Regions from separate parts of the Homo sapiens genome. Here region 1 is linked to region 2. A link is a contact called in ENCODE Hi-C data. All regions are on one chromosome and are shown on one strand. Each heading gives the region's core, a stretch centred on a gene start or an enhancer-like site at or near the end of the contact. The rest is flanking DNA. Distances are from core to core; before and after follow the strand shown.

Evidence for each region. Hi-C counts contacts between places; a loop is a spot of excess contacts on that map. Pooled maps may share reads with other maps.
Region 1: a loop to region 2 is called in a pooled map, with 4 times the contacts of the local background. The contact joins two enhancer-like sites. A Hi-C loop is called at or near these places in 2 of 168 maps with a recorded cell type or tissue (MCF 10A and PC-3) and 5 of 50 pooled maps.

What each region holds. Positions count from the first base shown.
Region 1 is chr1:98,869,335-98,873,315 of GRCh38, forward strand. No RefSeq gene overlaps it. Among named protein-coding and RNA genes, the nearest start is that of PLPPR5-AS1, 130 kb to the right of the region's middle. RefSeq lists an enhancer at 2,239-2,358. Within about 2 kb of position 2,322, at least 7 of the 41 ENCODE cell types and tissues checked have a DNase peak (open chromatin) inside an H3K27ac peak, as active enhancers do.
Region 2 is chr1:99,178,734-99,182,673 of GRCh38, forward strand. No RefSeq gene overlaps it. Among named protein-coding and RNA genes, the nearest start is that of PLPPR4, 84 kb to the right of the region's middle. Within about 2 kb of position 2,004, at least 3 of the 41 ENCODE cell types and tissues checked have a DNase peak (open chromatin) inside an H3K27ac peak, as active enhancers do.

The DNA of each region.
Region 1 (3,981 bases), core at 1,072-3,571, 310 kb before region 2:
CTGCATGATATGTTGCTTGCCCCACACAGTCTGGTAGACTAATGTGTCCTAACACAGCTAGTCAAAGGTCTTAGAGAGCCAAAGTCTGCATATGTCTTGAGAAAAGTAACCAGAGTATCATTATTTTAGAATTGAAAAACAACTGATAGCATGTTGCACTGGATACATAGACCTAACTTGTGTATCCTCAAGTGGTTTATAAAAATCAATCCAACTGAAGACTATAATTTTCTCATACAATCCAGATTTCTGGATTCTCTTGAAATATTAGATGATCCGGTGGTGGAGGGTCTTAATTCTGGTATCACAACAATTGACAGGAGCTACACATAGCAACCTCCACCACTCTGTGTGGGTACATACCCCTCATTCATACAATGAAAAACATTTTCACAAAAAGACCAAGGTATCACTCATTATTGTTATCTTCCTGGTCTTGTAAGCATTTGCTTTCACAGTCTCTGATATAAGGTGCAAGTGAAATCTCAAGTGCCAGAGTAATTCATAGCTGGATCCAATAGAGAAGAAACAACAGGACTCCTAAAGGATGAGTAAAGAAGTTGGAATTGCTTATTTTGAAAGATATAATAAGAAGTTTTGAGAAATATCATCAGCATGAAGGCTGACACCTGGAAAAATCTCAACTGCATTAAATTAAGTAGGCTTTCTGATGAGGTCCTACCTAAGGGAAAATTACCAAGTGGCCAAATTTTACTTAGTGTCTAAAAAGCCGCCTTTCCCTTTGCCCCTTTCTTTCTCTTCAACATTAAGTTATACCATCATATTTTCTGGTCTTTATGTAAAATGTGCATATATTTGTATATAATATATGTATTATACATATACATTGATAAAGTATCTTCTAAAATTTTCTCAGTAGCTAAGAAGAATGGGATTCTATAATTATCTCTGGCTTTAATTATGGGGTACTGTCAAAGGCTTGGGTTTTAGATTCATTTATTCTTTCAACAAATATTTATTTAGTTCCTAAGGATCTAGTCATGGTCAAGGTTCTTTTTTTCTTGAAGCTTAAATTCTAGTAAGGGAACATATGTAATAAATAATAATAATACAAGTAAATATTTCTGCATATTGATAAGAGTTATGAAGAATAAATGAGTTGTTGGGTTGGAGAGTGACCAATGGCTGTAAACAGTGGCCACTTTCTGTGTAGCAAATTTCCCAGTGGGGATATTGTGGTTGGTTTTAAAAATTACTTAAAACGGAGTGCCACCCAGCCACCTAGCTAGGACTTTACTGTTTGACTATTTCATATTCACTATATGTAAGGGTCATCCCAGCAGTTATAATCTGCCATGTGTTGCTATACAAAGATTTACAGGATTCAGCATATTTAACTACCTAATTGGAAGCACTCCTTGCATCTAATGAGCATTTTTTTCTTGACACTTTTTTCCCCACTTATCAGATAAGCCAGCATTTTCTTAAATGTCTAAGGTGTGCTAAGGCCGAAAGGTTATTTTTAAAGCAATGAGTCTATAAATTACTAAGTTTTGTGGTGGAGGAAATAGAAGAAAAAATATATTTTGGAAGGGAATGAAGTATGGTAATCACTCCAAGCAGGCTTAATTATGGAGAAACTAAGAGGTGGGCATGTGGGAGGAGACTTGAAACTTAATTTAGTCTCGTCCATAATTTTGTCTGAGTTCAGCTGTCAATACACTTACGATATCCTGGCTTTGAGGCGCTCTGTCTCTAGGATTAATTTTTTTCCTTCCAGAGAAGACATAATGTCATTAGAGTAAATCATGACTTCTCATATAATTGCTCATCTGCTGATAAGGAAGATAGGTCCACCTGATTCCAGCCTGAGCCAATCGTGCCTTCCCTATCCACTGAGTTGCTGAGTTAAGCCTGATTCTGAAGCTGCATACAGGTGTTATCAGTGCCCTTTGTTCTTGTAATGTCTCAAGAAAGATGACAATAGAAATCAAGAGAGATCACTAGATATAGCAGCATAGAGAAAGAGAAAGCATTATTTTAGCTTGTGCACAAGGAAGTCGGCACCACAAAAGGAAAAGGGCAGGCTGCTCCTGGAGGGTAGTATGTGGATTTGTTTTATGCGGACTTTCTATAGGGAAGGATTTCATCAGGGCATGTATAGGAGGGTTTTTTCTAGCACTTGTGCAATGGCTCTACATGTTTCTTCATACACCACATGTAATATTACCGTTTTAAATCTCCACTACTGGCTGTGTGACTTTTAGTATTAAAATGAGGGGGAGGGGCAATTATAAGTTAAAGTTTAAGGCTACCTGCACATGTGGAGCCGAAGGGAAGTCCCTATCCCCCTAAAGCAGGAACTTGTGGTTAATAGCTTCTTGGGTTTTTTGTTGCTGATTGGCTGGAAGTTAGGTAAGCTACAGTTTGAGTAAAGGGCTTTTGATCTTTTCTCTAAACCACATGAAAACAGGAAATGAGCCTGTCTGCCTATCTGGCCTACTCAGTGAGAATGGATTCAGTGATAGATTAACAATGTCTGCCATAAAATCAGAAATAAAAACAAAACCACGAGGGCTTGGGACATAGAGTTGTGGCAAAATGAACTAAGAATGATTTATCAAAATGCTACCCTTTGGAGCTTCTTGACTTATGTATAAGGCAGGAATAGTAGAGCTAAGCAGGTTCCCAGACCAATTTCCCAGGATACTTGGTAGATCTTGGAATAAGCCTTTCATGTTGAAAAACAAATAGGACTGAGAATTGGCTGCCCTGGGACGGGAAGGGCCCTGTACTCAAATTTGTCTCACTCCAAACCTGTCGGAAGTCAAAAATCCATGCTTGAAAGAACAAGTTTTCAGGGTGTGTAGAGGGTTAATTAACTCATCCATTGTTTTCAGTGTAGGGAGATGGAAATCACACAAATAGCATCCTATTTAGGGCTGTGCTAGAAATGAATTGCAGCCTGGCAGCAAGCCCTGTTCCTTTAAGGGAGACATGAGCCTTGTTTCCCTTTATTATTCTTAATTTTTCATCAACTCTCTCAACAATGTCTAGTTTTTAATTTTATTTATTTATTTATTTATTTGAGACTGAGTCTCTCTCTGTCGCCCAGGCTGGAGTGCAGTGGTGCACTCGGCTCACTGTAAGCTCCGCCTCTCGGGTTCACGCCATTCTGCTGCCTCAGCCTCCCCAGTAGCTGGGACTACAGGCGCCCGCCACCACGCCTGGCTAATTTTTTGTATTTTTAGTAGAGACGGGGTTTCACCGTGTTAGCCAGGATGATCTTGAACTCCTGACCTCGTGATCTTCCCATCTCGGCATCCCAAAGTGCTGGGATTACAGGCGTGAGCTACTGCGCCCGGCCAACAATGTCTAGTTCTTAATATGTAAATGAATATTCATAGAGAGGCTGCCAAGTAGATTTTAGGCATTTTTATGAGTAACTGATAACAAACAATAGATGATGTTGAAGTCTGGATAGTAAAGGAAGTCTTCTGTGACATTCAGGCAGTTCAGCAAGAAGAAGATGCACTGACTAATCTTTAAAAACAGTTTTTAAAAATTTTAATATAATAAGCATTATTTTTAAGTAAACTTTATTTTAGAATAGGTTCACAAAATTCATACAAAAATTTGTGAATGTGATATAAGAGAATTCCCATATACCCTAGTAAACCCAGTTTACCTTATTTTGGATATTCTACATTAACCTGGCAAGTGTTTCATAGTTAATGAACTCAGTGATACATTATTAATTAAAGTCCATACTTATTTCTGATTTCCTTAGTTTTTACCTAATGTCCTTGTTCTGCTCCAGGATCCTATCTAGGATACCATATTACGTTTGCTTGTCTTATTTCTTACTCTTCTTGGCCATGACAGTGTTCCAGGCTTTCATTGTTTTTGATGATCTGGACCACTTTGAGGGGTACTAACCAGGTATTTTGTAGAATGTCTCTTAATGGAGATGTGATTGATATTTTTCTCATGATTAGATTGGGTTTATGGTTTTGAGAA
Region 2 (3,940 bases), core at 754-3,253:
GGTTGTTTGTGCATTTACTGACTGAAGACAGACTGTGAAAATTCCACCAAGAGACATAACGGAGTGTTTTCAATGTATATATAGGCTAAGGGGAGATTATTTTTGCAATAACTCAAGTATTCAAATGAGGATTTTTCCCTTCAAATAGTTTTGGTCTGTGTTTTTTTTTAAATAAGGTTAAATTTTTTTCAGATTGATTTTATAACTTCTCTTTTATAATTATTTTTGTGGAAAAATTTAAAAATGTTATGAACACTAAGAATAACAATATTATACAATGAAAGTGTATAATAAGGAGAATTTCCTGGTCAGGGACTGGGTTAAAACTTCCTTCAAAGGGAGATATCTGAACTGAGAACCAGAGGATGAGTCCGTGTTAACCAGGTGAAAAAGGGAAGGAAAGAATGTTATTCCAGGCAGACGAAACCATTTGCAAAGGCCCTGTAGCAGGGGACACCATCCTAATGAGGAGGAATAAAAAGAATAAAGGTAACGGGAAGCAGAATGGTTCAGGAGGGGCTGAAAAGTAAAAGGCAGACAATTCATTAATTTTGTAAATATTTATGGGAAGCCTACCACACCCCTGCTAGTAATGTAGGTACAGAGGAATAAAAAAGTAATAAAGCATTTTTCTCTCAAGGAAATTCTTAATCTGGCAAAAGATGGCTAAACGCACACACACGCTTACCTCTAGATATAATGCAATGGAAGCGGTATTGTAATAGCAGTAAGAACAAAAGGCTGTGGGAGCACAATAGAAGGAGAAATTAATTGTGATTAAGGAAATATCAAAAGAAGGAATTGGCCAATATTTTATTGGGTAATTGACATGTTAGCTGATCCTTAAAGGTATTCCAAGCAACAGCATGAAGAGAAGCACCAGGTGTAAATAGTGGCCAGAAGTCTATTAAATAATAATTTGTTTGATGGATCTGTTTATTTTAAATCTCAGAGGAGGTTCTATTCTCTGCAGAAAGTAGAATTAAACTAGAAAGCAGTAACAAAAAGATAAACAGAAAAAAACCTTAATAATTGCTATCATGTATATAGGTGTTAAAACACGGTTGCGAAAACAAGTAATCACAATGAAAATTAGAAAATGTTTGGAAATAAATGTTTGGAAATAAATGATAACATGGTTGACATATCAAAATACATAACTAAAGTTATGCTTAGGTAAAATGTGCAGGCTTATGTGCATATGTTAGAAAAGAATATTGAATATCAACACTCTACATATCTATCTGAAGAAGCAATGAGAAAAGCAAATTAATCCAACGAAAGTTGAAGAAAAAGATGACACAGGCAGAAGCCCAATGAAGAGAAAACAAACATAAAATTAATAAAGAAGACCAAAAGTTGGTCCTTCAAAAATAAAACACAATTTATAAACCCCAAGGTCAAGAAAAAAAGAGAAGTCAAAAAAGTCAGAAATAAAAGCCAGGATATTACTTTAGATTTTATAATTGTTAAAATATAATAGAAAGATATAAACAATGTTATGTCCGTAATTTCAATATTTAAATGAAATAAGCAAATACCATTAAAATATTATTTTTTAAATAACGAAATAAGGATGGGAAATCGGAATTGTTCTATATCTTAAGGAAAAAAAGAAATGAAGAATCTCTTTATAGAGGTAGTTATACTCTTCTTTCTGCTTCCTACTAGCCAAAAGGTAACAATGTTTACTATCTCTCAGCATTTCTCAATTGCCGCCACTAGGTGGCAAACGTTTCCAAACTATTGCAGGAGCCTGCAGTGACTATCAGAGTTTGTTGGACACCATTTTGTGTGCTCCCCAACAATCACAAATAGAATATTCTAAAATGGTCTCATTATTGTCATTATAAGCACTCTCACTGTTTTCATGAAACAAAAGATAGCAGCAGGAACAAAACTGCACTGAAAAAAATCTAAACACAGGTTTTATTGCAAGAAATTGAAAACCTACTCTAACAATAGAACCTTCCACTTCAGGCTCAGAACAAGGCCAGCGAAGTGGAGCAGGCCTATCACAGATTCCCATCTCCATGACAACCTTTTCAGTTCCATGCACAATTAAAGCTACAGTATCAGTTTTTTTCAGGAAAAAAAAAATCTGAGTCCTGGCTAGTATTCATTTTTTATAATAGATTTGAGAAATTAAATTGATTCTAATTAGTGCAGCTGACTTAGTGGGTAATAATAATTCATTATACAAGCAGCCCTAACTCTCTTCTCCAAAAGCAAATGAAAATATATATTTTGTATGGTTTAATGTACTATCATTATCACTATCCTTTTTAGCTTTCTTTGACAACAGCTCTTTTGTGCCAGGCATTCTCGAAAATCCTGGCTTAATTCCCCTTCAGGCTATACTTGTGGATAAAAAAAAAATCTGTTCATTTCATTAGCAATTAGATTTCAGCCAGATGGTCTGGAAAGTGTTGGGACTCCCTCAGAATCCTGGAATAACCTTTTCTCCAGATACATGCTTCCTTTCGTCTTCTGAAGACATTTCTGGAGTTTTTAGTTGTTACTGAAAAAATGGGTAGAGCTCAGATTTCTGCTGCCCTGAAAGAGATTGTTCAGAAATTTTGAAGAGTTAAAATATATATATTCAAAGTGTTAAAAAAATGCAACTTGTAAAGAAAATTTAGTGGATCAAGAGTTTAGCGTATGGAGAACAAATGATTGGTGGAGGAATTTATGACAATAACATTTTCAAGTACCATATATGAAGATATTTAAAAATAGAGTGACCAGCTATATTTTTCCTTTTTAAAAAATTAATAAAGATATAAAAATGGGATGTGAGTTTTCATGTTATTTCATATAAGCAATAACATGAAAGACTAGTTGAGTTTAAGACATTTCTGAGATTCCTAAGAATGGAATCAAGGTGGTAAAACATTACCAAGAGTTATCATAGAATACTATGCCATGAAAATCATAAACATGTATTTTTTTTCTTCTTCCTAGAAATGTGCAAGTATAACTTTTCCTGAAATCAGACGACTGAGGCAGGTGACTCTTCATGAACCCTTTCATTACTAGCATCTTGTGATTTTTATAGGCATGAAATGTAGATACTATGGCACTGTTGCTTCATTCATTTTAACCATCTCTAACACCCTATGATGATGACCGGGAGAAATAAAGCAGCCAGTTTGCAATCCAGCTTACTTGTGGATAGATGTTGTCATTGCTTGAAGAAAGTATGATTACTACTACCTTTTTGCGTGGTCAAATTGAGACAAAGAAAAGTTAAGTGTCTTCCCCAGCACTAAGTCCAAGAGAGATGACATATGTTTTATGTCTGTCCAGCATGCCTTTGGTCAACCTCATTTACTTCATTCTTGCCTGGAAATGAATGGGGCTGGCTCAACAGTGGACATAAAACGGATGCCTAGACAAAGAGAAAGCTCTATCTCCTTGCCAAATGTTACATTGAGGAATGGGCATGGGTCATAGCTTTGCCAAAGAAAATTGTTTCCTCCCAGAGAACTCTGAAGCTATTGAGAAAGACATAATTTCTTTTTTTCTTTTTCTTTTCTTTTCTTTCTTTCTTTCTTTTTTTTTTTTTTTTTTTTTTTTTTTTTTTTTACTGAATCTTGCTCTATTGCCTGGCCTGGAGTGCAATGGTGCAATCTCGGCTCACTGCAACCTCTGCCTCCCGGGTTCAAGTGATTCTCCTGCCTCAGCCCAGCCTCCCGAGTAGCTGGGACTACAGAAGCGTGCCACCACGCCCGGCTGATTTTTTATTTATTTTTTATTTTTTATTTTTAGGAGAGACGAGGTTTCACCATGTTGGCCAGGTTGGTCTCAAACACCTGACCTCAGGTGATCCACCCGCCTCAGCCTCCCAAAGTGCTGGGATTACAGGCATGAGCCACCACACCTGGCCAGAGATAATTTCTTTTTGCTTGTAGGGCAAACATAAACCTGAAGTTATTGT